Linked DNA regions of Mus musculus: all the other regions are linked to region 1. A link is a loop called in an ENCODE intact Hi-C map of the cell type or tissue named here. Cell type or tissue: left cerebral cortex. All regions are shown on one strand. Links, peaks and the distances in the headings refer to the core of each region. The heading gives the core; the rest is flanking DNA.

Region 1 (7,957 bases), core at 1-5,000:
TGTACTTGCGGCCAAGCGCGGCCCCAGAGTTTCGGCGGCGGCCCCGCGGAGTTGAGGCCACGCCCCCTTGCAGTGCGAGTCGCGACCGCGGATTGGTCCGCGGCTAACCAATAGGCGCGCGGGAACGGCCCGGGCTGTCAGCGCGCGCCGCAGCCGGTCCTCCCCTGCGTCCAGCCCTGCAGCCCGCGCTGCCTTCCCCCGAGCTCAGCTTAGCGCAGCGCTGCCAGCCTGGCCAGCTGCGCGTCCTGGTGCCCGCGCTCTGTCACCACCGCCGTGCTGCGCTGGAGCGCACGGAGCATGGCCAGAGCCGCAGAAGCTCAGGTGCTTGGTGTTCGAGGGGCTTGTGAGCATCGGTGATCGGCTGTCACGCCCAGACAGACCTGTCTGCGGAGATCGCCCAGAGTCTGCCTAGGCGCGGGTGACCCTGTGGCGCGTTTGCTGGGTGACAGCCGCTTCGCGGTTGATACGTCTTGGGCTCCGTGCGTCCTCCGTCTCCCCATCCTCTGCTCTTTTGCTCCAAGGTTCACACCCGCAGGCTCCAGAGCGCGACGTGTGCGTCCCCGTAGCCGGTGTCTCTTCCTAAGGAGCCTTCTCACTTCGGAGACGCAATGACAAGTTAATATGGGCGTCCACGCCTCGGTTTCCCAGGAGAAGAATTGCCAGAGGCAGCGGTCCCCGAGAACCCAGAGCTTCTGAACAGGCCTCCCGCTGCGACATCCGCGCAGGTGGGACCTGCTGAGGGCAGTGACTAGCCCGCCACCCGGCAGGCGCACTCGCAGGATTTCCCCAGTTCCCCGACCCGGGGATTCTGTTTTTTGGGTTTTTTTTTTTTTTTCTTCCACTGTTGGTGGGCGCCTCGCGGGCCGAGGCCCGGCGCCTACTCGGCTGCCCGCGCTGCCTTTAGCGGTCGCCTCCGCCGCCGCTGCCAGGGACGTGCTGGGAAAGCCAAAGCCCCGGGAGAAGATGCCGGCCATCCTGGTAGCCTCCAAAATGAAATCGGGACTGCCCAAACCCGTGCACAGCGCCGCGCCCATCCTGCACGTGCCCCCGGCCCGGACTGGTCCTCAGCCCTGCTATCTTAAGTTGGGAAGCAAGGTGGAGGTGAGCAAGACGGCCTACACTAGCCAAATCCCCCTGAAATCGCAGGGGCTGCAGGAGCCGACGGGGGAGGGGCTCCCGTTGCTGAAGAGCAGCTCTCTGGAGAACGGGTTCGATACCCAGGTGAGCAGTGCTATGTGCTGGGGCACTATTACAGGGTGGGAGTGATGGATGATCCTTCATGAGGGAGGAGGACGGTTGCCTTGAGGAGAGGCTACCATAATGTGATTGGAGAGAGGAAGCATACCCCTTATGCTGCCAGATTGGAAGGATACATTGGTCAGTGGGTGTGGCCAGGAGGGGTTTAGCTGGCCAGGGTGCCAGAGGCTCTCCCGGGGAGCTCTGCAAAGCTAAGGCGTGCTGGCAGCCAGCTGCTTCTATGGGGCTGGAGCAGGTGTAGGGGTGCTTTCAAAAAAATGCATGCTGACATTGGAAATGTTAAGGGCCATCAGTGCCGAGCGCTTGGCCCCAAGAGGATGGGTATCTGCTGTTGTGATGTGTGTCTATACTCAGGTTGTAACCCCAAGGAGTGGCCTGGTGCCTTGATGGGTTGGGTACTACCTGGCTCAGCTGTGAGATCTAGGACAAGGGATACTGAGTGGTTGCCCTGAACTTAACCCTCCTCCTAGCTTGAAGATGGCTGGTCTCTGCCCCATCATTAGGGAGAAGGGATTCTGGCCAGGTGCTGCCAACTGCTAGCTGCTACAGACTCCTAGTAACTGGGGTGGCTTGGCTGTCTCAGAATGGCTGCTGTAGCTAAGCCCCTCCTTCTTGGGTAGTCTATGCTGCCAGCGTTGGTATCTCTGGTGATTAGGGAGGTGATGGTGTGGGTAAGAGCATGGCTGAACGAGAAACGGTGACTTCTACCTTTCCTGGCAGAGCAAGCAATCCCCCTACTGGGCTGGGTGACAGGCCCTGGCCATGCAATCTCTTTTAAGGAAATCCTTAAGGGCCAATCAGTTTCTCTTGGACTCCTGCCTTCCCTGCCGCCTTCCCCCTCTTCTGGCAGGAGGGAGCAGGGCCATGCTGTATTTTCTTGGCTGCCAGTCAGCAGGGACTTTTAGGGACAGGCTGACCTGACTGTTGTGGCTGTCCCAGTCCGGAGAGGAGAAGCCGGGAAGCCAGAAGGGGAGGCAGTCTTGAGTTGGTATAGGGCCAAGCAGCAACAGACCAGACGACCTTTTGGGCACCTACTTTCCCTGATCAGAGGTTAACGCTCAACACATTCCTAACCTTTCTGAGGGAGGAGCTGGGTCTAGAAGCTGCTCAGAGGCAGACTGTTGGAACTCAGAGCCGGAGAAGGCCCCCTCCCCACACAAGCTCCCGCACCCGCCCATCAGCGGGTGTCTCTCTTGATGCTGCACTTGCTAAACATTTTTGGAAGCTGACAGCCCTGACGGATGGTGTGTGGGAGGAAGGCAAGATCTCCTCCAGTGCTCCTGGGTCCTGGCTCTGCTAGGCCGTGTGCTCTGCTCTTTTTCTTAGAGCTACAGGCCTTGTCCAGAGGGCTCTGAAATGAGGGTGAGCACCAGGGTGCCTCCTTCCTCTGTGGGGGGTGAAGTGGGTGGTGTTTTGGAACAGCGACTGGGAATGTGACACATGCCCTCGGGCCCGATGAGGAGGACCGTAGGAATGAAGGGAAGGCAGACGCTGGGCTCATTCATAGCCAGACTCCTGCCTGCTAGTGCCCAGTTGACCCTTCAGCTGAGGAACAGTGGCAGAGGATTGCCATGAGCAGGCTCTGAGAAGGTGATTCACCACTCTCTCCATTAAGAAAAAAAAAATTTTTTTTCACTCTTAGACATCTCCATGAGTGGCTAACTTGGCCCTACTCCCTGGAGGCGCTGTTTCCCTCTGTCCCCATCACCCCACATTCCACCTCTCTTACTCTCCATGGGCATCACGAGGGTGGTTTGGATGGATGGCTCAGGAAACTGGCCACCTTCCAGTGGACAGCCCTGGCTTCCCAGCGGGCCCCTCCTTGCCAGCCCCTGAGTCTCCTAGGAGCTCTTCCATGTAGCGTGCACTCATAGCCCCACCCTGACATCAAAGGGGCTTTGGCAAAAGGATTTTGCCTTCTTTGAACAGGGTATCCCCATGGTGACAGACAGCGCACATCCACCCTCGATTATGGCTTGAGGACTGGGGCTGACTTAGCACCTGGTAATTTCCTGCTCCCAAACGTAATGTTTATCATTACAAGACACTCAGGAAATGATGAACTCCATGGAGCCGTTGCCTCTCTTTTATTTGGGGGATTTTGGGGCAGGAGACTGGCTGGGTTGCAGGGTGACTGACAGTCCAGGTTTTAAAGTGTTGGTTATCAGTGGTACCTTCTGTCTGACCTATGCTTAGCTCAGTAGCCTAGTCCATTAACTAACTACTCCCCTGGGCCTCAGTGATTCCACCTGTTAAAAAAAATGGGCACAGGAATTATGAGTATTAAGAAAAACTTAGTATTCTTTACATGAGAAAAGGTGGAGCCTCTAAGAAGAGGCCAACCTGTTCACGAGCATTGACAGGCCTCTGACTCTGCCTGGCACAGTACCAGGCGCTGTGAGAGGGAGGTGGGGGATGGGGTGAGCTGTGGAATGCCTGGTGTGTTAGGTTCTCATTGGCCTCCACAGGAGCACTTAGAATAAGTGTGGTGTATGTGTCCACATCCTACCATATGTCCTAAGATAACAAAGTAAAGAAGGCACCCTTGCCTTGTACTTCCTAGGTGTCAGGGATTGTTCTGGGTTTTTTTTGCACAAAATAACTCTCTTTTATTCTCTTAACAATCTGGTGAGATAAGGGTGATTGTTCCCATCTTACACATGAGGAAATGAAAGGTCAGTGGCCTCACGAGCAGCAGAGTCAGTAGCATTTGAACTGGAACCCCTTACCTGTCATGCTAGACTCGGGGAGCCACAGCGGCTGCTGGTCAGCTCCAGACCTTGAGGCATCCCGGCCACAGATGTCACCACTGATCCACGCTGTCCAGCGTGGCAGAGCAGATATCTCAGCTCAATCAGGTGCCGGACCAGTGCCGTGCACGCCCACTCTCCAGCATTGTCTCTCATGCTGCTGCAGAGCTGAGGACAAGACTTGGCAGCCTGGATCGTAGGCGTGACGTCTGTTTCCAGCAGAGGGCAGCACTGGGAGAGCTAAAGATGTGCTGGGCCTGAGGAGTCAAGATGCTGGAAGGAAGGCTAGTAGCTCAAGGGCTGGAGAAGACCAGGGGGCTCACAGGGGAGGAAGGAGATGAGCTGGGCCCCAGCAGTGGACAAGAGTGCCCAGTGTGGGGGGAGGAGAGGAGGAGGAGAAAGAGGAAGAAGAGGAGGAGGAGGAGGAAGGAGGAAGAGGAGAACAAAGGAGAGGAGGCTGAGCTACCTTTCGCAGTGCAGAGCCCAAGTGGATGCTCCCTCGTACATGTTCTACGTTGAGCATTTTCCATTTTAGGTCAGGGTATGAGAAAGCGCAGAGGCTTGGCAGTGGATGTTCATGTTGGCTTCTGTCGGAGGGTACCTGAGAAGCTGTGGAGCCGGTGGCGTCTCCTTCAGGACCTGGCTCAGAACTGACCCTTGGGAAGCAACACAGATGACTGTCCTTAGCGTGGGCAAAGCGTTCTTGTTTTTGTCTTTTGGGACAGGGTCTCTCACTCTGTAGACCTGGCTGGCCTTGAACTCACAGTGACCCACCTGCTTCTGCCTGCATAGTGCTGGGATGAAGGGCATGTGCCACCACGCCCGTTTCGGTTTACTCGGTGACTTACCAGTCATCTGCTCATCCCCACCATCAATGACTTGCAAGCCAACAGCTGTTAGAGGGGTCAGCCTTTGCCTCCTCTCCTGGAGCCTCCTACAGACCCGCAGCTCGCTCTCAACCTCCAGCGGAAGCTGCTCTGCCTCAGTCAGGTCCCTCTGACCCTCTTCCTGCTACTGTGCCACCAGGGCCTTCCTGAGAGGACATGTGTTCTGGTCTCTCATGTGTTGTGAACTGGGACCCCATGTAAGTGATCATTTTAGACATACGCTCTGTGTTAGACTACAAGGCTCTGGCCAGTATTCAGGCAAAGACCTCTTGGGGTAAGGACAGGGTTAGCCTTTTTTTTTTTTTTTTTTTTTTTTAAAGAAGCAGTTGCAGGGGGAAGAGATGATTCACATGATACTTTGATATTTCCTGTTTTTAGGAGCTCGTGTTCAGCCTGCAACTTATTTCTTAAAAAAAAAAAATTAGAAGTGATTGAAATCCTGTGTGCGCGTTTTTTAGATGTTTAAAAAGAAAGCGTGGGTGAGGCCCCTGGGAAAAGCCCAGCTCCAAGCTTACAACCTGTTGCAGCTTTGCCCCACTGTGTTTTGATTAGAAGGCTTGCTTCGTCATCAGAGCTGATTGTGGATTTGATTAGTGTGTTTTTCTGCCGTGGGTTGTTCTCTTTCCCCCTTTCTCAGTTCTTGGAGGCGAACGAATGCACATTGTGGTTATCTGCCAACAGGCGAGAATGTTTACGGTTCACGTATCACTGCCTCTCCCCTGGGTTAATTCTCTAGAGACACTTTAAAGGTAGAGTAGGGGGTTTATTTGGGCGATCACTCGGTGTGTATACATCTTTGTATAAATATGCCTACGTCTACACACACACACACACACACACACACACACGTACACAGCTCTATACACATGGAAAAGCTTCAAGTATGGAGCACATGTAATCACACACGTACTTCAAAAGGGAGGCTGGGCGAGTTACAGCCTAAAGTTCAGCTTTGATAATGGCTGGGTTTACATCTTGCTTTTCACACTTTCTCGGTGACCAAGATTTGAAACACCGGCTCGCTGCCCATTTTTATTTACTTACAAGATGTGAGGGCTGCAGCTTCACCAGGGGTGCTCTACTCAGACCCCTGTCCGTCTCCTGAAGCCGGTGTGCAAACCCACACTGCCCAACAAGATTTTGGCTGAGAGTCAAGAACTGTCATTTCTTAATTCAGCCTTGATGCTGGGAAAGGGTCCTTCACAGAACATTCGCTCGCTATCGGGTCATCTGCAGCATCCCTTATACCGCTGTCACTTCATATGAGACACAGAAACTGAGCAAAGGTGAAACAGTTGGCGTGGTTTGTGTGTGGAAGCTAAGGTCAAGACTGGTCAGCAGCTGGAAACATCCCCGTGCAGTAACTCAGGCTTTATTGACAGCAGATCTGGATTCAAATCCTGGCTTTGGGCATGTTACTTGGTACTGATAAACCACATGTTTTTTTTTTTTTTTTAGTGATGATGCTTATCGGCTGTAAGAATTCAGTCAGATAGCACAGGTGGGATGCCAGGTACAGGGCCTGGACTGTACTGAGCAAGGACTATGCAGTCCTGCTTATTTTGACAACCCAACATCAGACCGTGGCTCGTGTCTGCCTCGCCCTGAGCTTGTGTTCCATCTACCTGCTTCCCAAGTGGAGAGCTGACCACAGGGACAGACAGGTGGCTTGTAGCACCGAAGGCCACCGCACAGCAGTGCTCTGGTTCACTGACTTGGGAATATGAGTAAACTCTGAACAAAGAAATGACTTGCAGAGTTGTTCACTGAACTTCCACATTTTAGTCACAGGCACACCATCCCTAAAATGGCAACCCAACTGAAGGTTCTGCTCCAGGCTAAACTGGCAGCAGGCCTCCTTTATACGGCTCCTCTCTTAGCCGCCAGTGTTTGAGGTGGTGGGATGCAGCTGCCCAGTCTGATAGTCCAGCTCCAGTCAGAACTCAGCAAATCTCAGGCCTGTTGCCTAGGCTTCCTGATGGCTGCTTACGGTTCTACGGGCAGAAGGGAGGCCCTTTTCCCTCCTAGCTAAGTAGTGGGAATTAAGCCTCGTGACCAGTTTGGTCAGTAAGGTGCCCCAAGGCCTGATGGCCAGCTGCCCCTTGGTGTTTTACCAATAGCCACAGGACCAGTTCTCAATGGCTACTCTGTCTTGTGGTCATGTTGTTCGAGAGGACGGACAGTGCATTCATAGAACATTTTGGGCATAATGGGCCATGTGATTCAGAGAAAAAAAAAAACTTGGTCAGGCTTTTGTGCTTCTATCTATGCTCAGACAATAGCAAGTGACTCAGACGTTTTCACTGGGGCCCCCGAGTCACCCATATAAGACTTGAAAAATGACTCATGACTCAGCGCCCCTTTCCCAAGGCAGACAAGCCCTCACTTCTGCTTTGCAGACAAAGACCCAACAGCTTCAGGATGGTTTGTCCCTCCTTCCAAATGAACTCTCAGCACGATCAGGTATACTGCATATGTGGCATTGGTGAAGTCACGGTTGCCCTACCACGTTTTGTTCCTATATTCCTGGCAGAAAAGGGAAAGTAAGACCTGATTCCTCCTCCAACGGGATTCTTCTTGGGGGTTGAGAAGTCAACTCCTCATGACCGTGTGACAGATTAGGGACAACTGTAACAGGGCTGAGGAGGTGGCTCAGTGGGTAAAGTGTTGGTTGCGAACCCATGAGGTTAGTGCCCAGAACTTATGATAAAAAAAAAAAAAAAGCCAGGTACAGGAACTCCTGGAGTGGGGGTTGGGAGTGGCCATAGGAAGAACAAGTAGAACTTACTGACCGGTCAGTTTTAGGCAAATTAGCAAGCTGCAGGCTCAGAAAGAGACCTTGTCTCCAAAACTAAGATGGAGAGCGACGGAGGGAGACGCTGACATCCACCTGAGGCCTCCACGCAGGTATCCACACGTGCACAAGCATGGGAGAACATGCACCCCAGACACTACCCACCCCGGAATAAAAATCTCTCACAGCGAACGATCATTCACCCTGACGAGCACAACCTCTAGACTCCTGTCGTTGTATTTAACCCCACGGCAACCCATGAGGGAGAT
Region 2 (7,957 bases), core at 1,924-6,923, 100 kb before region 1:
TCACACTCTCCTGTTGCCCAACGTTTTTGTGAGGCCAAGTGACCATGGGCTGAACAGTCTGAAACTGTGAGCCCAAAGGAGTCTTTCTGCTTTAAGTTGTTTCAATGGACAATCTGGTCCCAGCAATGCCACAGCAAGCATCCCTGGGTATCCAAGGATGGGCTCACTAATGTGATGCCCAAGAGAAGAGAAGTGTGTGTGTGGGGGGGTGTGCTCTGCTGTACAGATGCCTCAGGATATTGAGGGCTACCTCCCAGGCAAAGAGGAGAAGAACACATTCACATGTCAAATCCCAGAGCAGGACAGCATCCTCATGAAATCTCACAAAGGATGCCCCAAATAAGGCGTTGAGATTATATCCTGTCCAGATGCATCTGTGGGCAGTTGTCCCATATTGGCTCCACAGTTTGCCGGTCCTGGGAGCTACCTTTGATGAGGGTCAGCCCAATCACACAATTTCCTCGAGTAATTAGGCAAATTAACGCCTCATTTATAAAGACTCTGACTTGTTTCATGTTTAATTCTAGAAGCATGTTTTGATACAAGTATCCCTATATAAGATAAGAAAACGGAGGTAGATGGGCGGTAAGCCTTTTAGCCAGTTTTGTAGCTTCCCTGTGAGATGGTCTCCTGCTGCTACCTCAGGTATGTGTGTAAATGGTGCCAGCAGCAGCAGCAGCAGCAGCAGCAGTAGCAGCAAGGCCACCCTCTGCTGTCTGCACTACCCTGGTCTGTCCCAGGAGCCATGGTGTCTTCTCAGAATAAATGTCTCAGAGCCACCTGCTTCACTTTTGGAGGAAGTTCTGACATTCACTGGAGGGAGACCAAGCATTTCAGACTCCAGCCTTTGGGGTGGGGGGCATTTCATATTCAAAGCATGACATTACTCCCTTCAAGACCCCACCTCCCCACCCTCCATTTGTATCTTCTTAGCACCTCATCTGACACTGGTATCATTCATTCATTCATTCATTCATTCATTCATTCATTTGGTTGGTTACCTATCCTTTGCTAGAATCTCTCAAGGATTGTGGACACTTGATTCTTCACCTCTTCTCCAAGCACAGAACACCTTCAGGCACACAGTAGGTCTCAAAATGATGGTAGATTACATGTGAGAGGGGGGATTCGCTGATGGCCCCTGAGTTTAGAAGTTACCTGTTGCAGGTGACATCAGTAGGAACAGCTGACCTGTACAGAGCTGTCCCTGCAACCAGCCTTGGCTAAAGCTTGTTACTTCATTTTCATTGGCCTGAGCTTTAGCATCCAGGGCACAGCGGGGCAAAAAGGCTCACCTGCTCACAGGTGGCAAAGCCCAAGGACAGAAAGTGATATCTTTGTCCTCCCCTCCTCCAGCCTGTCAGGGAGCCACCCTGGGTGGTTTCTGAGCTAGCATCACGCAGGGCCAGAAGGCCCATCGCTCCTCACCTGCCTGCTGTGGGGGTGGCTCTTGGCAAGGGCCCGAGTCAGGCGTTTGATTTGCTTTCAGCACCCAAGGGGGTGGCAGACTAATTAATGGCCAAGCAGCTGGTGGATGTGCCCTGACTGTCTGAAAGATCTGGGTAGACCCACATTAAGCAACGGGGCTCAGTTTACCAACACCCTGCGGTCTAAGGGGAGACCATGTAATCCTTGGGGCAGTGTGTGAGGTTATTTCCATCACAGGAGGATGAGGGACGGGAATTGGAAGATCTTTTATTCTTGTCTTGGCCTGGCCACTAAGTACATGAAACTGAGAATATTCCCAAACCCTACCTGGATGTCAGTGGTAACCCCAGCCACCTCCTGCAGAACAGCCATGGGTGCGGAGTTAACACTGGTGTGTGCTGAGGCAGGTCACTCTTCTCTGCTTGAAGAGGCTCTGTGGCGCAGACAGTCCAGGTGCTCAGGAAAGACTGCATCCCTGCCTACTCTCCATCCATCGCTCATGCATCAGGCTGTAAATCCATGTTTGCCTTGGAGGGCCAAGCAGCCCTGGGCCAGCCTTGGAAGTTTTCTGTGGGTTCCATAATGATCCCTCTTCCCAAGCAGCGAGGCTGGGGCTGGAAGTGATCATGTTGGACACACACACATGCGTGCACACACACATACACACACACACATACACACACACCCCTGCCTTCCTCTCCCTTCCTATCTACCTATCTACCTCCCTCTTCCCCAACCTCCTCCACCTCCCGTCCTCTTTTCCTGAGCATTTACTGAAGTAGGCATGAAACCTGGTGACTCTCAGACTCCTCAGTCCCAGGAGGGCTCTCAGCAGAATCTGAGGCCAGTATCCAGATTCCTCTTCTCTGTGATATTTCGAGGCAACTCTCTTCTTGTCCTCCTCATCTGCCTCTTTTCCGATTAAAAAAATAAATACATATTGTATACTAATTGTAGAAAATTTGGGGGGAAAATGCCAACCTCCCACAATTCTGCCCCCCCCCCAGAAATAGCTGTTGTTCACATTTCTGTGTATTGACATAGCCACTTGGGGATATTGTGTTTAAATTGCTATGCTATATACTTACTGCTTATTAATTTATGCAAATATCTGAGTGTGATTAGTTTGCATGTATTTAACTTGTTAGAAAGGTTTTTTTTTCCAATGTAAGATCTGGAAAACCTGGACCTATTGCCTGAGCTGGGCATCTTCTTCACTACCTGTGTGAGACAGAAGGGCAGACTGTGACTTTCTCAGAATCTCCTCTCTACCACAGCCCCATGGTAGGTCCAGAGAACTAGATAGATCTAATGTCTCCATGGCTCAGAAAAGGTGTCATGTGCACATATTGTTTCCACAGGGCATGATGCAGGCCTAATGCTTCTCTTTGTCACCTGCTGGCTCAGAGGTTCAGAAAAGGTCAAGCAGCTAGTCCAAGGTCACGGGGTTACAACATGATGGCTCTGGTACACTGGTAGCCTTGAACTCCAGAAGCCCAGCACCTGCCTGGTGTCCTCCCACATGACACATGCACCCATCCACAGACATAGATCCCAGGGAAGGGGCTTGCAGTTGGCCCTCCTTCACGTTTCTAAGGCTAAAGGAAAAGCAGAAACTAGAGGCAGAGATTGGGGCTTAACATCCACGTGAGCCATTCCTGCTACCTGCCTATCCCAGCTACTCCTGCGTTATGATGGCCTGGCTACTTCTCCCTCTGTGTCTGTCACCACCTATCTTGTTCACAGCTCCATTTCCCCTCGTGTCAACGGATCGCTCAACAAAATGTTTTCCATCGTTGCCAGCTATTTTTATCCCTTTTATCAGAGTTATTTCCTTTGTAAATAGCTTCCTGGCACAGGGGAGGCAGCCTCAGTCGGTTCCAGCAAGTGCTGTGGGGACAGGGAGGGTGTGGGCACCTATCAAGGGAGGGAAGAGTGGAGCAACCTTGGGCCTGGCTGGCCTTGGGGACTGCTTGTGCTGTGACAATGGCAGCAGGGGGATGCTCATTCATTCCACTTCCATTGTTGGAACTATTTGAGCAGGCAGCATGTGCACAGGCCTCGGAAACACACAATTAGCGACAAGGCGCCCAAAATAGACTCAAAATCGGCAGCATTTCGTTTAGCTCAGGGCTTTTCATGCCCGCAGAGGGAGAGCATTTCTGCTCCCAAATGCACATCTATTTTACAATAAGACAAATGCTTCCTACCCCTGCTGTTAAATCCAGCCACACGCCCTTCCCTGCCAGCCAGCCAGCCCTGCTCCCACGTCCTCGGCCAGCATTTCCTTTTGTGGCTGCGAGTGATGCTCACAGCAGCGTCCTCATCTCGAGCTTAGTGTACCCTCCCAGAACTGCTGCGCCATTAGCTCTCATGAGCTGGGATTTTCATCAGCTAACACTGTGTGCAGGCTGCTGTCCTAACAGCTCACTTGCAGAAGGTGCTGCTGATGCTGATGCTGATGTTGCGGGAGAAAAGAGAGCCAGCAAGACATCAGTGGAAGCCTCCTAGCCCCAGAGGTCGCACCAGGCCACTGCAGCCAGCCAGGTCTGCTCTCAGAGTGTGGCTGGTTGTCACTGAGAGTTTAAAAGGACATGAACTTCCCAAGGAGTAGAGTTGTGGGTGGGGGGTTGAGTCCAGAGATATCAGGACTCACATTTTGGCCGTTTAGACACAACAGGACTGGCACTTATGTGAACTCGGGAAGACTGAGGCAGCGTGCACTGGCTCTGCAGAGGTCTGCACCAGACAGGCCCTAGAGCTGAAAGGAGAAGTGGACACATGACCCCACATCTAACCTGAAGCTAACTTTGAAAGTTTAATTTTCTCCAAGGAACCATCGCTGGGGAAACTACTCTTAAGGGCAGGCTGCACAAAATGAACTCAGCGGCATCTTTGGAGATTCTTTGCCTCATAATGTTAGGTTAGAGCATTTTTTATAGGCCCTATGCGTCTTTATTATGACTTCCAGTTTCGTGTTTTTATGGGATTCCTATGTATGCGGATGTGTGTCTCTGGGTCTGTATTTGTTTCTTGTGCTTCTTATCTCTTTTTCTTGTTTAGTTGTTTTTGTCTTACTCCAAATTGTTTGGTTTATTTTATTTTATTAGCATTCCTTACATGCCTGTGTTCGAAGGAGAGACAGAAAGTATGTAGATCTGGATGGGGGAGGGGGAAGTGGGGAGGAACTGGGACAAGTAGGGGGAGGGGAAACCATAGTCAAAATATACTGAATGAAAGAAATCTATTTTCAATAAAAAAAAAAAAAACAGGGTTTTACTTAAATTATGCCAAATCCTTGTAACAGCCCCACTAAGTTATTATACCCATTTGACAGATGTGATGACTGTGGCTCACAGATGGGAGGTTGTGAGTCTGCCTCTATAGTCCCTGTATAGAAACACACTGGACAGCTTGCACATCTGCACGTACATTGCTGTGAGGCTTTACTTCTTGGGATGGATTTCTATTTTGTCAAAATTCTACATTCTGGGTACCCGTACTATTGTCTCAGATGTTTGAGTAGTCTTGGGCATGCCCCCAAGCGTTTCGGGGGCACTCTGTTTCTGTTCTCACAGGATTTACTAGCCGGGATGGGGGTTGGCAGTCTTGTTCCATAAAGCGCCAGCCAGGAGAGGATTTAGACTTGGCAGCCATCTAGACTCTGCTGGGTATCAACTCACCTCCCAAGGAACCGATAAGGTCACAGTCAATAAGAAGAAAAAAAAAAAGCAACCCCATCTGGCCAGATGTGACCCTCTAGCCCCAGATCTACAAGGCCAAAAATGTCCACAAATGTTACATTCCACATGTAAGTGCAGAAAGTGGTGTCATGGAAACCTGAGCTGTAAATCCAGTGGTAGGGATTCGGAGTTTTGATTCTTTGAAACACTGCAATGCTTTCCCAGACTTGGCTCCCCTCATTGGTTCCTACTGACAACAACATGTCCTGTGGGACCTCCAGTCATTTGTCCTTCTCAGAACAGCTCATGTGGCTGCACAGAGTGAGGCTCCTTGAAACACACGGTACACACAGAATAATAGCAGATCTGTGTTTAAATCTTTACCCTTGACCCTGGTCTTCACTGAACCATGTACCCTTGAGTATATAGGCTCCCCTCTCCACACCTTACTCTCCTTATATAGGAGACAGGAGGGAAACAGAGCCTTCCTAGTAGGTAACAACGATTAAACGCAACAGTATATACCGTGTATTTAGGACCATGTCAGTGTAAGTTGTTGTTCCCTCCAGAGGGCCTGTTTTAGGTACAGTTTTCAGAGTTTGCATGGGAATCGTTCATTTTGGCTGACTACAGGCCCTTGGTGGGCTCTGCCTTGAGAACAGGAAGCTCTGACTGGCCTCTGCTCTGTGATGAAGTAATGAAGCCCAGGAAGCCAGCCCAGCCATGCTGGGCCTTGAGACCGATCTGTGTCTTCAGAAACCTGCACTTTGCTGGCTCTGGCTCTAACTGGGTCATTTTGGGTATTCTGTTCCATATAGATGGCCTGACTTTGAAAGCTAGGAAATTTCAGAATGGGCCTCGCCATGCTGACTTGTGCTGTTGACCCAGATGGAAGCTAGGCCTCTGTTATTTGCTAATTTCTCAGTGTCAAGTGGATATTGCTCTACTTGCACACAGAAAGCTAGGGCTGGAACCTCCATGGAGGGGTTCTGGTTGCTTGGAGGATTATCCTGTGCATATACTGATCTTCAGGGAAGGGGACAATGCTTGGGGTGTTCTGGAGGAGGTATTGGCTTTCTATCAGACTAGGTATCGTAGGGTTTCATTGCTATGAAGCGACACCATGACCAAGGCAACTCTTATAAAGAATAACATTTAGTTGTGGCTGGCCTACGGTTTCAAAGGTCCAATCCATTATCATCATGGTGGGAAGCATGGCAATATCCAGGCAGGCATGGTGCTGGAGGAGTCAAGAGTTCAACATCTTGATCCAACAGTCAGGAAGAGACTATCTTCTTCAGGCAGGCAGAGACTATGTCACACTGGCCAGACTTCTTAAGCATATATATATATATATATATATATATATATATATATATATATATACATACATACATATACATATACATATATGTATATATATACATACATACATATATATACACACATACATATACATATATGTATATATACACACATACATACATATATATATATATATAAAATATATATATATATGAATGAGACCTCAAAGCCCCACCTCCATAGTGACACAGTTCCTCTAACAAAGCCACACCTCCTTATAGTGCCACTTACTATGGGCCAAGCATATTCAAACCACCACACTTGGAAAATCAGTTTTATCACAGCATTTTAATTCCTCTTAACAACCTCTTCCATGAAGTTGGGCATAGTGATACACTCATATTAAACCATGCATGTGAGAGGTGGGAGCAGAAGGGTCCAGAGTTAAGGCCATTCTTAGCTATATAGTGAGTTTAAGATAATCCCAAGTCATGTGAGATCCTGTCTCAAAAATTAGGAAAGGAAATTGGAAGCATTTGACTTGGAGGTGGGACTGGACCTCAGCTGGTGAAAGGTTCCCTTGGGGACCTGAGTTCAAGAACTGAATGTGTTCATGTGTGTGTATATGTATGTGTACACATGTGTACATGTGTGCATGTTCATGTATGTGAGCGTATGGAGGCCAGAGTTGATATCAAGTTTCTCCCGTAATTGCTCTAATTTTCCACCTTTATTTTTGAGACAGTCTCACTGAACCTGGAGCCCATTAACTTGGCTAGCCTGGCGAACCTGTGAACTCCTAGGATCCACCTGTCTGTTTCCCCAGCTCTGGGACTCCAGGGACATGCCTCAACATCCAGCTTTTTACATGCATGCTAGAGAGCAGGACACACAGGTCCCGTGTTCACATAGCAAGTACTTTACCTCCCAAGACACAAGAACTCTTTCCAAAGGCAGGCATGGAGCCATGAAGATGCACTAGACAGGTGTGTCAAGGAGCCTGATATCACATAGCAAGTGTGTCAGTCAGGTTAACAGGCAGTTCGCTAACACAGAAAGTCTGGGGCACACCCAGATCTTAATGAAAAGAATGTAGTTCTCCCTCCCATTATAGTCCATGGCTGACCTTTCTTGGTGGAAAGGAAGAAGAGTAACATGGGTTTTGAAGGATATTATGTATAGAACAACAAATGGACCGAAACTGATGCCATAGAGATTAAATATAGTGGAATAGCACCTAGGTGGTCACAAAGACTGTCAATACCTCTGTATGTGAACCGCCCCCCCCCCCAGAGCAGCATTAAGCACACAGTAGGGGCTCAGTAAATATGTGTGTAAAGACTGACTGGCTATGTTACTCCTCAGTTCTATTCCCTTGTCTGAGACTCCAGGCCAATTCTAAGGCATGCCTGTTGAATTCAGAGCACAGGGTTCCTCCAGAGAGGCATTTTTAGTTACACATCCATCATATAAGTTGCTTTTACCGAAGAGCAATGTAAAAGTTTTAAGTGGAATATGGTGGCATTCAAAGGTAGGAGCAC
Region 3 (7,957 bases), core at 1,937-6,936, 59 kb before region 1:
ACAGGCAATGGGTAAAAGCTTTGGTCCAGTGCCGCATCTGACCCAGATGTTCATGAGGGTTCCTTTGTTCCAAGCACACCTCAGCTCTGGGTCACAGGGCCCCTGCCAAAGCTAGGTCCTTGTTGAGACAGGGAAAGGAGAGCTCTAGGAAGGAACAGCTATTTATTGGACCAGGAGAGGCACTGGACCTGAAGAAGGAGATGCAGAGAAGGTTTCAGTATGGGTATCATCTTGTTCAGTGGGTACCAGAGGTAGGACTTGACAGGTAGACTATGATTTAAACAGGCAGACATGCTATCCCTGGCCATGGTGAGGCTCCACCTGGAGCTGCACCTGCTGTTATGCAGTAGCCGAGTGGGCTTAGCTATCTGAAGTGGCATATTGACAAAAATCTCAAGCCCACTTCATTCTCGAGAGAAAAGGGGATAGTTGGGTCATCTTCTGTCGCTGCTGGTGGTTAAAGATCTGCTCTCTTACATTTCTGAAACCAGAAGCCAGTGCAAATCTCCTAGGCTAAAATCCAGTCCCTTGTGGCCCATTCCTTTGACTGCTGCAGAGTCAAAGGCTGATTTAGGCCATTGTTTAAAGACCATAGCTAGTGAGTCTTCCCCATGCTCTGTAGTGAAGACTCTGTCTTCCTCCTCACTGTAAAGACCCTGTGGTCTCACTGAGATAATACAAGATAAGCACCCTATCTCATAGTCTCTAAATTAATCACACCCACACAGTCCTCCTCACCATACCAGGCAACACAGCCATAGGCTTCAGAGGTTAAGATGTGGCTCTCTTTGGGGACTGCAATTCTGCCTACAAGAGAAGGGATAGATAAGTGATGTCTTCCGCAGTGCCTTGTGTGCCCCAGAAGGGATAGATTAGTGATGTCTGCCACAGTGTCATGTGTTAGATTTCTATCACTGAGACGCCAGGCAGAAACAACTTAGGGGGGAGAATGGATCTATCTGGCCAACAGCTTTGAGAGTTTCTGGGCATGGTTGCCTAGACAACTGTTTCTGGTCAAGTTGGTGGTAGCACAATTTCTTGCTGGAGAGGTGCAGAAGAGCAAATCTGTTCACCTCGTATGGTCAAGGAGCAGAATAGGAGGAGAATGCCTATACCAGTGGCCTTCTCCCTTCCTCCCTTCAGTTCTATCCAAGCTCCCAGCTTATCAGACAGTGCTTTCTACTTTCAGGGAAGGTCCTTCCCCTTCAGTCGCTGTCGCACATGTCAATTATCCCTGGAAGTGCCCTCATAGACACACCCACCGTTTACTTTACTAATCTCCTAGGTATCGCTCAATCCAGTCAGGCTGACAATCAAGGTTAGCCATCCAACTCTGGTAGGAGTTCAAGGCTGTAAGAATAGAATAGACTCTCCTAGTCTGGTAACTAATTATCAATAGAGTATGACAAGGAATATCAATGGCTGATGGTGTAAGAAGAGGAACTAACATTTACTGAGCCTTTACTATGTGTGTGTCAGTCACTTGCTACTGGACTCAGAAGCATGTCTCGTGTGATCATGACTACAACTCTTATTGGGTATAGAAAGAGCTATTGCAGCTAAGGAAATGGAAGCACAAAGAGGTCATGTGGTTTGCAGGGTCACACAGCTTATAAACAACAGGACATAAATAGAAAACCCAAATCTGACTCCAATGATCCACTGAGGCTGGGACAGCGGACTTAGATAGGTTTTTCTATGTACCATGGTGTCATTGACAGTCCTACTGGCTGCCAGGACAGTGATATGGCATTGTGCTAGGGACAGCACCTGACCCCAAGCTTGTCTTTAGACCTGAACCCACCTGGATGGTTATCCCACGGTGTTGTAAATTAGGTTAAGTAAGAGGCCCAGGCTTGAGCCTTCAGCCCTGTCAGCAGAAATGCTAATGCCTACTGAGAGAGGCCAGAAAATGCACACCCAGCATCTCTGGGGGTCACCGGAATCAGACATGGCTTGTGTTCTGATGGTCTGCAACTGACCTTGAGGGGCTATGAGAAAAACTGGAGATGTGCGATGGGAAGTCTATCTTTGATACAAATATTCTTATCATTACAACAGGCCCCTTTGTCACAGGCCACAGAGACCCAGCTGGCTGGCTTCCCTGCTTTGGAAATTTTACGCAGATGGGCTTTGGGCAACCACACATGGCAAGCAATGGAGAGAGGTGATGCCTGTCTGACCTGAATCTCTACAGTCCTGGGTGCCGTGTCCCCCACACTGCCAGAAGGGACCTTAGGTTCGGCAGAATTAGAGGGCAGAGCCTGGGGGGAGGGGCTTCCCAGGACGGGTTGTGTCTGAGAATGTTTCCAAGTTGAGGACAGTAGCTTGAGAGGCTTGCGAGAGATCAGCTCAAATTCTCAAACAGCAGCCGTGTTCCAAGCACGTGCTTTTAATTGCATCCAGAGATGTGGAGTAACTTAAAAAAAAAAAAAAAGTCACACTCTTGAATATGGTGGAACCAGGACTTGAACTCAGTTCTGACTTGTTTTGTGGCTCATCTGTCCTCAGACACTGCAGAAAGAAATCCCCACCCCAACTTGTAGACTGCTACAGAGAGGTGGCAGCGATTCTCAGATATGCCAGCTCCTTCTGCACCAAATAGAGGCTGAATGGCACTGGCACTTATCCTTTGGGGCTGTGCATTTAGCTGTGCTGGCTGCTGTCCTGCCGTGGTCAGTGTGCTGAGAGTCCCATTGCTCTGTTGCCAGGGGCATGCAGAAGACACAGTCCTGCTAAGAGCAGGGCTAAGCACACACAAACCTGCACGTTGTATTCCATAGGAAGATGGGTTCCCAGTAGACATAGAGAAGCTGATGTTCTTACTGTTGTCACCAAGGCAAACTGTGGAGGGGGCTTCAGATCATACCCGGGGTTAAATCTCCCCTTTGCTTCCTGTATGGTTCCACCTCTTCCATCCTCCCAAGCCAGCAAGTCTAAACCCCTAACTGCAGGACAAAATCAACCCCTGCTGGACAGCTGGAACCTGGGCCCCTCTTTGCTAACATCAGCATCACCCCCATCCTTATAACCCCATGAGGCAGACAGCATCGGTCTCATCTGTCTAAGGGAGGCCCAGTCGCTTGGCTAGTTTCTGCAACAAGGGATTGGAGCAAGGAACAGGCTTGTACCTGCATCTTTCTGCTCTGAACCTGGACTTGTCGGCAGCCAATCAATTCTTGGTGGGGAGCCTAGCCACTGACACACACAGAATGGGTGGAGAGAGTCCAACCATCTGACCTACCCTTCCTACTATTGAAAGGTTGAGATGAGGGTCTCTCATATGGCTTCCATCCCTCTCTTTTCCAATGTCTGATCCAGAAGTTTGGGAATGCTCACAGATCAACTACTAAGGGCCAGACATGGTGCTAGGACTTCAACATTTGACTGCCCCTCAGTGAGATAGTGGTTGTCTTTTCCTTATATAGAATGACAACCCTGAGATTCAGGTGGCTGGTGAGTTTCCCTGTGAGTGTTCATGGGGCCTCTCTGTTAGGCACTGTGGCTGATGTGGTGTGGCATGTAGATACTAGAGCTGGGCTTATACTCCAGTGCAAAAGCTGACTGCTCACTTTCCAAGAATCCTGTGGGCTACTTTTTAAAGACAGTTATTATTAAAATTTAAATTTTATTGCCTGACAAGTAGATGCTTTTACATTAAAAAATGAAGGTTGTAAATCCCCCAGACTCATCACTCTCAGCGATGTTGTTGCTGCCTGCACCACTGGAGTCGTTCGGCTCTGCTACGGCCCAGGCTAGGCATGCAGATGAAATAGCACATATTGGTTTGCTATGCATAATTCTTTTCAATGTACTCCTCTATGCAGGCACACAGGAGCATGAAATCAGCCACAGTGGGAGGATTTTCTCAGCAGAAGCTATAGATCACAGCTGCTTCGTGGGTCCTGGAGAGAATACAGCCTGAATACTTTGTAGACTGTCCTGCCTCAGACATGTCCTATATCAGCACTGGGCCCAGGGACATGTGTCTGGGCAGTTCACTGGGTTCTTTGGTGGTTGGAGAGACATGAATCTCCCAGGGTCTCTTCCACACAGCAGACATAAAGATGTGCTGCCCAGGTTGAGGGCTGGGACAGGGACTGCAGGAAGCTGGAAAAGGAGAGGAGAGTCCTCCTGGAGAGGTCCTGGAAGGAGCTTGGTGCTTCTGGTTCTAGAATTCTGGGCTCCAAAGCTCTCAACTGTGGTATCTTACCATGGATGCCTTCAGCAAGGAAACAGACCTCCATATGACTGAACCTTTCCAAACTAAGGACTTAGGTAAACAATACCAGCACAGGCAGTTACACAAAGACTTGTTCACCCGTGATTATAGCAGGTTCAATTGCTATAGGCCCAAACTGGAAATAAGCCAAGTGCCCAACAATTAAAAAGTGAATATACTCATTGTTACACATTCAACTGTGAAATACTATCTAGCCATGAATAGGACCAACCTGCAGGCAGGCACATGAGTAACATAAATGAATCTTAAAGACATTATACTGGGAGATAGAAGCCAAGGAGAAAATCTGAATGTAGAATAATTCCATCTGTGCAAAATTCTATAAAAGGGAAATTTAAGCTCTAGGAATGAAAGCTCAGAGAGCCTTTGGGGTAACGGGAACACCTATATCCGGATTGCAGCAGCAGCAGCGACAGAAGCCACACATTTTTAGAAACACTTCCAATGGTGCATTTTATTCTGTGTAAATCAGTGCTTAGTGCAGTTATCCTAAAGAGGGAGATCTGCCTGCTCAGGTCACAAGGGGCCGAAGCATCATTGTCTAAGTCCAAGTCTCGGGGCTCCTGAAATAAACATCTATTCCACTCCATTCTACTGAGCAGGCACATTGTGTGGACCCACTGTAACCCTGGGGAGCTTTTCTGGAAGATGTCCTTCATGGCTATTCTCCAGGGCAGATGGGTTTTCTCGGGGGGGGGGGCAGGCTGTGTGGAGGTAGATTAAGTGGTAGCTAAACTCAGGTATTGTTAGTTTACCAGGCCCCTAAGGGGAAAGAGGTTCGAATGCACATCCCTGGGGTACAGGTGACAAGGATGCCAATACTCCTGGCAAGGCTGTGTGCCATGTTTATAGTGAGCATCTGCTGGAGAGAGTGGCCTTGGACCATTGGGGGTGAGGCTTTTTTTTTCCTAGAATTTAAGAGTGCTTCCCCCACCCTTTACCCTCTGCCTATCAGGCCTTGGTGTCCACATCTACCAAAGAAACATCTTGCATTGGCTTTGAACTTTCATTGTAAAGACGTACTTAGGTAAAGTATGTCAAACGGTGACTGCAACCAAGATGAACGCCCAGGACAAGGATCTTATTGGTAACCTGAGTGATTGAAAAGACCATAGAGGATCCTTCTGGAAACAGAAGCTGGGAAGATGAACCCATCATCTATTTTCATCCTTCCTGGAAGGACAGAGCAGATGGGAGTCCTGGCAGATGCCATCTGTTTCTAAACACCGTTTCTGGCAGGGTGTGTCATGAAACAAAACCAAACATGCCTTTTTCCAATCTCAGAATGATGGAGCTCTACTTGGATAGGTCTTGTGAGGAAGGGTCCTAGGTGCCTGAGTGAAGAGGCAAAGCTGCAGTCTGGGTGGTGAAAGCATCCTGGGACAGAGAAGGATCTTACCCACTAAATCAATGCATGAGCTGAATCTAACATGTTAGCCTATTAAGAGAAGCCAATTGCCAGATATACTGTCTGTGTGCCCTTCTGCTCCCCCCAGCTAATGGAAGCCTTCCTTCAGCATCTTCAACAGGCTCTGGAGTGCTGCCAGAGGGCTTGGAGGGATCTTTGGCCCAATCACAGGCCCCTTGCAGAATTAATTTCTCCTTTCTTACTTTGTTTCATTTCCCCTCATCTTCCAAAGCAATGCATGTGCAAAACAATCACTAGCAGAGACCTGTATGTAACCAAAAGGGGGAAGCAGAGTTTCAGCACCTACCCCCACCAAGTGACTGCTCTGGGCTGCTTTCCTTGCCCAGTCCCACCCCCCCCCCCCGCCCCCTACCCCCAGTGCCCGTTGCTGTTTGTAGTCCTGCTCTTACATCCATGTGTGTCTGTGTTCATGTACAGCCATAGAACTTCCCAGCACAAAGAGAGCCGGACTGTAGCCAGCATTCTCCTTTTCACCAGGTGCCTTCCATGGCAGCACATGGAAATTCACTCCTCTCTCCCTCCAGGCTGCGACATGCTGGGTAATCTGCACAGGCTACAATTTGCTCAGCCATTGAGCATTTGGGGTGTTGCTGTCTCTCTTCAGTCTACAGAACATTGCTTTTCTGTTTGTGAAAGCTTCCAGGGAAGGCTGAGGGCTATCCAGCAGCAAGCTCCAGCCCTTCACAGCCTCTCAGGCACCATCCTTCCTCCACCCCACCGCCACTCTTAGCGACTCCCCTCTCAGCTCAGCCTCTCCTGCCCTTGTCCTTAATAGCATGTGACACTTGGCACAAGAGCTACCAAGCTGAGGAGGAGCTTAGTTCTATCCTTGATGCCTTTCTCTAAGTGCTCTTGTTAATGTTTCGTGATGGATGGCGGAGAAACCTGGGAAATGTACCAGCCTGGATTCTTAAAGTATCTGCGTGCACTGACTTAACGTATTCATTTATTCAGTGTGACAGCAGAGAGAGGAGTGCTGTGAGTGCAGAAACAAGCTTCAGAGGGGAGTGGGGAATAGAAGGGACAGGACTAGCTTCTATTAAGCCTCTCTTAGAGCCAAGCATCTTACCATTCACTGAGCATCGACCTGCCAGGTTGCTGTGAGTATCTCATTTGCATATGAGAAAATAGACATGAATCTGCAGACGACTATAGACACAGACGGACAGAATTGGTAGCAAAACCTACTCCCTCTATGGCTGTGAATTGGATAACATCAATAGCTAATGGTTATGCCTGTGTCCTGGGAGCCAGGCCCCATCCTGAGCTTCTTGTGGGTTCGAATATACTTGTACTTGTGTGAGGGAGTTGACCACAATGACCCCCATTTTACAGACCAGGAACAGAGGCTCAGAGCTTAAGTCACCCCTTAAGTGTGATAAACCCTTCTCTGGCAGGGCTGGGAGCTGAGTCTGGGGAGGCCGCTCCTGGACAGAGCCATCCCACCACCCCACATTTTGCCTAGAGACAATTCAAGGGTGACTAAAGACAAGGGTCAGCAGCCTTGTGCTCCTTTGGGACCCTGGCAGAGAAGGAAGAGAGCAGCAGCTCTCTTGATGCATCTGATAGAGCTGACAGGGGTCATTTTGAGAGACCTGGCTCAGGGTGGCTTTCCCTGCAGAGACTGGGCAGCGTCAACTCGGACTCTCCACATTGCACTCTTCTCAGCCCACAGCTTCAGGCCAGGTGTCTCTCTAAATAGCAAACAGAAATGACAAAACACAGAACCTTGACAGGGGCTGTCAGGACATCCCAGCCTATGAGGAGATGGAAGACTGCAGGTGGTTTGAGGCCAGAGTTGACAATGGAGATGAGCCATCCCCAGGAACACCTCAGGCTGGCTGGTGTGAGGACCTCTCAGGCACAGCTTTTATCAGTAGAGCAGCTAGCTAATCAAGTGTGAAACCAAGGCTTGTGGCCAGGGTGGCTGGCTGTGCTGAAGAAGCAAAAAGGAGGTCACCTGTGCTGAGAGGAAGGGAAACCATAGAGGTGGTTGTGGCAGAGCCTGGTAGGGCAAACCAGGGCTGCAAGTGCACACATTGGGGGGCTGCAGTGAATACAATCAGATGTGCTAGTGTGTCCTCCCTGGCTGTTGATGCAAAGTAAAGGCTGCTGGTAGAAGGAGGAGGAGTAGAAATAGGACAGTCTGGGGCTCCAGCATAACCCATGAACTCATCTGTAGGAGCACTGCTCCAAGGGAGACATGTCTCCTGGACACGTGTGATGGCTCATGTGACAGCTGCAGGTCTGAGATGTGAGTAGGATGTGTGAGCAGGTAGAGCCAA
Region 4 (7,957 bases), core at 1,428-6,427, 120 kb before region 1:
AATGGCCGCGGTCAGCAGATGACACACTGGGAAAGCATTTGTGTGTGGAGAGAACCTGCTAAGGCATAAATACCAGTTTCATCCCGTTAAGAATAATGATTGTAAGGCCTTAGGCCAGACATTCTGTCTTGCCTTGCATATTCACACATCAGGAAATGAGAGAAGTGGGGCCAGACAGAAGGTAGGTTTGTCACACTGATCCTTTCTACGGAGGGGACTTCACTGAAAAGGATGTTCCCACATTAAGTGAGTTGGGGACACTCAGTGTTGCAGGTTGATCTGTGATGTAGAAATGTCCTATCAGATTGATGCTTTACGACATTGCTGGCCGTACTATTTTGTACTGTTATTTACAGGCGTGTTCTTGAATGCACATGAGCACCATGGGTGCTCCCATGCCACCAGAAACCAGAAAAAGTTTTCAGATCCTCTGGAGCTAGCATTACAGTTGTGAGCCATCAAATATGGGTACTGGGAACTAATGTTGGGTCCTCTGGACGAGCAGCATGTGCCCTTACCTGCTGAGCCTTCCCCAGCCCATAGACTGTGGAACCGTTAAGAGGAACCTGTGATGGTTATACTAGGGCCATGCTACCTATCATGCTCTCTGCTTCCAGTTCCCCTCTGGCATGAGCAGCCTCTGCCTTGGGTGCCCACTAGTGCGCTGATGGCTGGAAACTGAATTTCCCTTGTGGACCGAACCCTTGATTCAGAATGGCTTCTTCCTCCCCGAGGCTGGTTTTGCCATGCATTTTGGTCACAGGAACAAGAAAGCCATTGAAACATTAGGTCAAACAAAACAATAGAGTCCTTGGTGCCTTTAAATGTAAAGGGGTACATCAGCAGGCAGAGGAGACCATCTGCAAGGGCTTCTGGAGAGTTCTTTGTCCACAGATTCTTTCCACTCGGCATAACTGGTAAACTCTGGGTAGACAGGCACCTCATCCACCTTCCCAGCATGACCTTCAGCCTAAGATCAGGCAGGGAGGCATCTCAGATAGCTGACACAGAACAGAGTTCCCCCTTCATGGTTCACTCTGGCCACAATTATGTCTAATTCTACTTCTGTAATGCCACAGCCTGGCCCAGTCAGATATCTGCAAGTGGATAGCCATGCATGACTGGAGTGTCCCTAGAGTCAGCAGAGGGAAACCAGGCAGATCATCAGGGAACAGAGACAATGCTGGGCTCCTCTGTTATTTAGAAAAAAGTCAGGAAATTGCCCTGGTTCCTGCCTACTGAGTCCAACCTTGGTGTAACACATGTGGGGTTCAGGAATCCAGGGCATCCAGCCAACCTCAGCTCTCATCAGCACCAAAGTCTTGGGCGACATTCTCCCTCTGTCATGTCAGTCAATAGCTTAAGAGCACACCAGCCATTGGCAGACTTTGAGGAGCCACTCACTCATCCCTACCCTGTTTAACTGAGATAGATGCTAGAGAAGTCCTGAGATATGAGCTGGTCTGCTGTGACCAAGTTCCCCAGTCTGGAGCTATTCAAAGCTCAGGTCCCCCTGCCTACCACTCACGGAGGTTCTGATGTGAGAACTCCACTCCCTTTTTTGGCCCCATTAGGATCATAGAGGTTAAGAGACTTGAAGACTCCATAGCCAGCCTGTGAGTGTGCCTGGCTTGAGGTTGGCACAGGGTTCCCTAGAGACCTTTCCTCATTGCCCAGGCTGACCTCCCTGGGGAGGACAAAGGGGCCTCCTGGAGAGGTGATCTGAGCCCTCTAATGTCTCTCTGCTCTGAGCTTTCCTTGCCACTGCTCTTTGCCCTACAGAGGAGAGGACCACCCCACCCAGAGACACAGCCACACAGCCTCCACAAAAGCCTCTGCCTCCTCCATTCATTCATTTGTTCTTCCAGCCCATCCCTTAATAGCAGCAATTTTGTGCCCATTTTACTGATTTCTATACAGAGGATAGCTAGTGAAAATAATAACCCTCTGTCAAGTGATGGGTATGGAGCCTGTGCCAAGCCTGTCTCTACTGTCCATTCAGCTATATAGCATCTATACATAGGAAGCCCATAAGGGGCAATTAGAACATCAGCCCTCAGCCCTCTAGGATGGTGGGAAATCCCTTTGGCAATCAGAGTAGCTCTTGGGACCTTCCTATAAGCTTTAGGGCATCACTGGGGCCCTTGCTATCTTTGGCACATCTCTGGGGCCCTGACTGTTTTAGGATGTCTTAAGGGCCTTCTCAGTCTTTAGGACATCTCAGGGACCCTGGCTATCTTTGGGACATCTCTGGGGCCCTCTCAGTCTTTAGGACATCTTTGGGGGCCTTACTGTTTTTAGGACATCTTTGGGGCCCCTCACTGTCTTAGGGCATCTCTGGTGTACTGGCTGTCTTTAGGCGATCTCTGGGGCCTTCTTGGTCTATAGGACATCTTTGAGGACCTCTCAGTCTTTAGGACATCTTTGGGAGCCTTGCTGTGTTTAAGACATCGTTGGGGGCCCTCTCCATCTTTAGGACATCTTTTGGGTCCTGGTGTCTCTAGGAGATCTTTGGGGCCTTCTCTGTCTTTAGGACATCTCTGGAGTCCTGTTGTCTTTAGGACATCTCTGGAGTCCTATCTTTAAGACATCTCTGGAGTTCGGGTATCTTTAGGACATCTCTGTAGTCCTGGTGTCTTTAGGACATCTCTGGGGCCCTCTCTGTCTTTAGGACATCTCTGGGGTCTTGGTGTCTTTAGGATATCTCTGGAGTCCTCTCTATCTTTAAGACATCTCTGGAGTCCAGGTGTCTTTAGGACATCTCTGGGGCCCTCTCTGTCTTTAGGATATCTCTGGGGTCCTGGAGTCTTTAGGACTTCTCTGGGGCCCTCTCAGTCTTTAAGACATCTTTGGGGACCCCTCACTGTTTTAGGACATCTCTGGTGTACTGGCTGTCTCTAGGCAATCTCTGGGCCCTTCTTAGTCTTTAGGACATCTTTGGGGAATCTCTCGGTCTTTAGGACACCATTGGGGGGCCTCTCTGTGTTTAAGACATCTTTGGGGGCCCTCTCCATCTTTAGGACATCTTTGGGGTCCTGGTGTCTTTAGGACATCTCTGGGGCCCTGGCTGTCTATAGGATAGAGCAAAGACGTTAACATAGCCTCTGACTTTGCCAGCCATGCTGAACTTCACCTTACCTCCTCGATTCTTGCTTACTACTTTTCTTCTTTTTCAGCTTCAGGTTTCTGTGGCCCTGGAGCTTGGATTGGGGGTGGATGATAAATCAGCATCAGGACAGGATGCTAAAAAGAAAGCAGAGCCATGCTCTGGTTATGGCCAGCCCAGAGTTGGCTGACCTGAGGAATCTCAGGAAGGAAGGGACCATGTAAAACTGAGTCCCATGTCATATCTGTAAGGGAAACTGTGAGGGGCCCAGGCTGGCAAGAATTCATCAGCCTGAGTCCCCAAATACTGTCCCGGTGAAAACTCAGAGCAAGGCCTGCTAGTGTGTTCAACCTACACAGAGGAGACACTGATTGGCGTCTGGGGACATCAGAGAGCAGAAAGTGAGATGCTAGATACCCAAGATGCTGCGAACTCTTAGGGATCAGGGAGGGAGAGAAGAGGGAGAAGATTGCAGAAGCAGACCAGGGAGAGGAAAATAAAGAAGAGAAGGAAACACACAGTCTGAGCAGAGAGAAGCAACCTGTACAATCCCACAGTCTGGTCAGAGTCCCTTCCTGCTCGCCATCACTTCTGAGGTCCCCTCCTCTCACCTGATATATCTCTGAGCTGCCAGAAGACCAACACAGTCTGGCAGAATTTAAGCACAGAGGGACCCTCCTATGCCAGAGTCAATTACCCACCTGTCCCTCTCTGCATTTGGGCCCTGGATCTTTCCAGATGCCCTGAGTCCCTGTAAAAGCACCCATGGAATCAATACATCAAGGGTGACATTATCCCTGTGTGTACTACAGTGCATATTCCAGGACTTACTGCAGACATGGACCCCCTGGGCCCTGGAAGCTGCATTTTAACAAGCACCATTAGCTATCTACATGTGCTCTGAAGTCACAGAGCCACCACTGAAATGTGTAGCCTCCCTGGCCTAAGGCTTATGTGGCCTCAAATCCCAGCAGTATACTGGCAGTGTGCTGCTTTCCGAATGCTTCAGCTCTGGATTCTGTAGCGATATGGCGAAAGTAAAACCTCCTCAGGGTTACAAGAGAATACAAATCAAGAAAACTCATTGGCATGAGGGAAACAAATCTTCCCCACGAATACTAAGTAAATAAAGAGATGCAGACAAACAAATAAATTAAGCATACATAGTCACCAATCCTGAAATATTAAGCAAATAAATATTAGCTGGTACTATGATATTATTTGGAGCCATTCCCTGTTCCTACTGTCAATATGGCAGTCAATGAGGCTACTGCAAGGCAGCATACAAGAGCCAAGCTTCCAGCCCAGCATCCACTCCTGCAAGGGAGATAGGTAAAGCAGGTAAGACATTCAAGTCCGGCTCACCCACTTCTGCAGGCAGGTTGGGTGGGTGCAATGACAATTATGACCAGAAGAGGGAGGCATAAACACGCGTTTCAGAGCAGAGCTCAGGGATCCTCAGAGTGGGAGGCTCTCTGGGGAGGAGGGGGAGGCTGGGATCAGCATTTGTTCTAGAACCAACACACACACAGCACACAACACACATGCACACACTGTTGATAGTAATATCTGGGGATGTTCACAGGCTGAAAGCTTGTTCCCCCAGGTTGCCCAGAAGCCAGGCTCAGAGCCGCTCCATGAGTCTCTTTCCCGAGGGCTCAGAAGCACCTCGTTAGATTTTATTTTTCACCACCCAGTCTGGCCCTGGCAGGCCGTGGGCAGAGTGCTGGCTGTCGTGCCTTTCTGAGAAGGCTCTTGGCGGAGCTCCAGAGTGGGGGCCTCCTGTTCTGTTTGAAGGAGAGTTGTGGTAGGCACTTCACCCAGCGCTCTCAGAAAACTTTCTTAGCTAAAACAGTTGGAAGGGTGAGGATGGGTGGGGTGCTAGGGTGGACGTGCCTGCCCTCCACTCACCAGTCGATTTTCTAAAAGAGGGGATAAGGTAGCCCATGGCTGGAGTACCTGCTGTGTGTTCCTCAGCACCAGACACCCAGCGCTTCAGAGACCTCCCATAGAGGTGAAGCCTGAGGCTCAGAGAGGTCAGGTGACTTGCCCAGAGCCACACAGCTAGTGAACAACCAAGATGATGGCATTTTCCACCTATTGAGAGCCTAGCATACTTATGGGCACAAAGGTAATCATTGCATGTTTGATTGAGCCTATCTGTAAGTCCAGTAAGCCCTTCTGTCTGCCCTAAAGCCTTCCTTCTGCTCCACACTGCCTCAACCCTGGAAAATGCTGGTCTCCATTCCCCCAACCTTCCAAAGGACTAAAATCCCCATTTATTCCCCCTGGCCTCAGCAGCAGCCTGGTGAGAGCTGTGGCCGTGGCTGGAGGACATTCCTGCTGGTAAATGCCTGTCCTGAAGACCTGGGCGCCTCGCTCGGGATGTCCCAGCAGTGCAAAAGTGAGGAGGGGACACTCTGGTTACACATGTCACCTGGCTATCTGGGACTAGGAAAAGCATATTGTTCAAGAGTGATGAGGTGCCGTCCTCTCCTTCCCACAGAAAGTGGCGCCAGCACAATGAACGTCATCCCCCTTATACCCCAGCCCCCAGCCCTGGGGACACCACTGTAATAAGCCTTGGCTGTGTGCAAGCTCTCACCCTGCCTTGTCATGCAGTCCACGTGGCACCATGCAGACATGTCACTTTCCTTCTGAGGGACTCTCCCTCTCCTGAAGAAATACTACAGGTGCCCTGGTATTCAGTGGTAGCTGAGGAAGAGCCCCTGTGTCTTGTTCTTCTTCTCCTGAGAGCTGGGCTTGACCTGCTCATACTGCGGAGTTCTCTTATAAGTGGCCTGTGGGTGAGGCTTGGCCACTCCCATGCAGGGTAACTAAGGTGGCCATTTGAACTGGCATGTGTTTGGGGCAGGAAAGGGGACTCTAGCCCTTTCCTGAGATCTTCATCCAAATCTTCCAGCGGGGGTGGGGGGGGGAACCTAGCTTGTCTGGAATCCACCTTCACTTTCAGGTTTACCCATAAGCTTGGAAGCTCTGTAAGGACTCCATTGCTAAGATCTACCTGTCCCCCTTGGCAGCCACCACGGCAGGCAGATTGAAGTGTTTGAAAACACCTGGGCATGAGGAAACGTGGCTGGGAGGTGTGGGGGAAGGGTGGCAAAAGAAAGCCCGCCTTGATGAACCTGGGAGACAGTCTCCTGGGTAGCATGCCTAAGGAACTTTGCAGAGCCAGAGAAAGGCTTGGAAAAATCCAGATAACTTGCCATGGTCACCTTAAGGCAGCCCTGGCTCAAGTACGTGTGCTTTCTCATTACTCATAAGATAAGACTTCCCACGTACTACACAGGTACTGTCTCGGTCACTTTTCTTTCTTTTTTTTTTTAATTTTTTTTATTACATATTTTCCTCAATTACATTTCCAATGCTATCCCCAAAGCCCCCCCCCCACTACCCACCCATTCCCATTTTTTGGCCCTGGCGTTCCCCTGTACTGGGGCATATAAAGTTTGCCTGTCCAGTGGGCCTCTCTTTCCAGCAACCCTGTAGGTGCAACATTATGAACTAACCAGTACCTCGGTCACTTTTCTTATGGCACGACCAAGAAGCAGTTTGAGGGAGGTGGGACTTCCTGTGGCTCATGGTATAAGGTGAAGCAGTCTGTCCCAGCAGGGGATGCACAAAGTGCGCCTTTGGTCACCAAGTATCCACAGACAGGAAGCAGAGTGGACAGGAAGTGGGGCTAGGTTTCAAAATCCTAAGGCCATTCCCTAGTGATGCACTTCCTCCAGCACGGCCCCACCTCCTAAAGGTTCCACAAACTTCCAAAAGAGGAGGACCACACTCGGTGGGGGCAGGGCCGGGGGGATGACATCAAGTGTTCACACACAGGAGCCTGTGGGGGACACTTCCACTCAAGCTGTAACCAGTGTGCTGGTTTACTCTGTGGAGGCACACGGTTTGTGAAAGGCACCTACGAGTTCTCTTGCTGCCCTTTTTTAGGCAGTGAGGATTCCTTCCTGGTAAGAAAAAAAATCTACGTCAGAGCCCGGAGAATGGAAAGTTTTTTTTTTTCTGTAATATTTATCCCCGCAAAATAAATATTTCCCCTTCTATCCAGGTCCAGCCTATCTCTGTTGACAGCTTCCCAGGTCCTCCTGAAACATCCAGTCACTCCAGGAACTGGGAGCAGGGTGACCGGGCAACTGGGTTTTTTTGTTTTGTTTTGTTTTGTTTTAATTTTGACTGGACTTCTTGTAGCTTGAGAGGAGGCTGCCAAATGACCCAGTTGATTGACTTGCTGGGGAGGGTGGAGCCATGGCTGGAAAGGGAGAGGAAGTGCTAATGAGCATGATCCTGAGGGAAGACCCAACCCCAAAGAGCCAAACTAAGGCTTTCCACACATGGGGTTGGAGCAAGGTAACCTGTTCCCTGGAGTCAGCCTGCAGACACATCCCCACATTTCCATAAGGGTTCCCTTCAGTCAGCTCTGCTCAGAGGGGTAGATAACATGCCTGGCTTGAGATGAGCAGGCTCTGAAAGGGCATCAGTTCTGAGGGCTCTGCCTCCTGGTCCATGGGATGGACTACTGCCACTGCTCTGTGGCTGCAGGGCCCTCTGTGAAACAGGCCAGACTTTGTCATTAGCTGCGGCTCTAAGGCCCACGATCAGTCACTCACTGTCCATGGGGCTTATTTCAGGCCTTTCAATATACATCCCTTTTCTCTGTCTTTAGACTTTGCACAGCCTCCCTCCCTCCCTCCCTCCCTCCTTCCCTCCCTCCCTCCCTCCCTCCATCCCTCCCTCCCTCCCTCCCTCATGCCCTCTAGGGTCCTACTCACAGAGCCTCCCCAGTGCTGAAGGATTTCCCATCACTGACCCCAGCACCCA

Evidence for each region. A loop is a pair of places that touch in the nucleus more often than their neighbours do. Peaks named below come from ENCODE experiments on the same cell type or tissue, not always from the same donor. Only the 100,000 strongest peaks of a DNase experiment are listed, where the experiment ranks them.
Region 2: a loop joins it to region 1, with 4 times the contacts of the local background. A loop is called at or near these places in 15 of 42 quality-filtered maps.
Region 3: a loop joins it to region 1, with 4 times the contacts of the local background. A loop is called at or near these places in 8 of 42 quality-filtered maps.
Region 4: it touches region 1 in a loop (6-fold over the local background); 16 of 42 quality-filtered maps call a loop at or near these places.

The regions. Positions count from the first base shown.
Region 1 is chr7:49,245,978-49,253,934 of GRCm38, forward strand. It overlaps Nav2 (neuron navigator 2), which reads left to right and starts at 212. Exons shown (of 39, transcript NM_175272.3): 1 at 212-1,221. The coding sequence starts at 964. In left cerebral cortex, for the core only: CTCF peaks have their summits at 76, 2,061, 2,952, 4,219 (motif pointing right) and 1 weaker place; DNase peaks (open chromatin) are centred at 103, 628, 1,318, 1,884 and 5 more places; H3K4me3 peaks cover 5,000 bases; H3K27ac peaks cover 4,823 bases.
Region 2 is chr7:49,142,686-49,150,642 of GRCm38, forward strand. All of the region lies in intron 3 of 9130015G15Rik (RIKEN cDNA 9130015G15 gene), which reads right to left. It also overlaps a transcript of Nav2 not described here. Among named protein-coding and RNA genes, the nearest start is that of 9130015G15Rik, 15 kb to the right of the region's middle. In left cerebral cortex, for the core only: a CTCF peak has its summit at 3,936; a DNase peak (open chromatin) is centred at 3,642; H3K27ac peaks cover 1,533 bases.
Region 3 is chr7:49,184,961-49,192,917 of GRCm38, forward strand. It overlaps a transcript of Nav2 not described here. Among named protein-coding and RNA genes, the nearest start is that of 9130015G15Rik, 27 kb to the left of the region's middle. In left cerebral cortex, for the core only: no CTCF peak of the experiment used is centred there; DNase peaks (open chromatin) are centred at 3,929, 4,609, 5,440, 6,297 and 1 more place; H3K27ac peaks cover 3,187 bases.
Region 4 is chr7:49,128,406-49,136,362 of GRCm38, forward strand. All of the region lies in intron 3 of 9130015G15Rik (RIKEN cDNA 9130015G15 gene), which reads right to left. It also overlaps a transcript of Nav2 not described here. Among named protein-coding and RNA genes, the nearest start is that of 9130015G15Rik, 30 kb to the right of the region's middle. In left cerebral cortex, for the core only: a CTCF peak has its summit at 4,521 (motif pointing right); DNase peaks (open chromatin) are centred at 4,563 and 4,818; H3K27ac peaks cover 582 bases.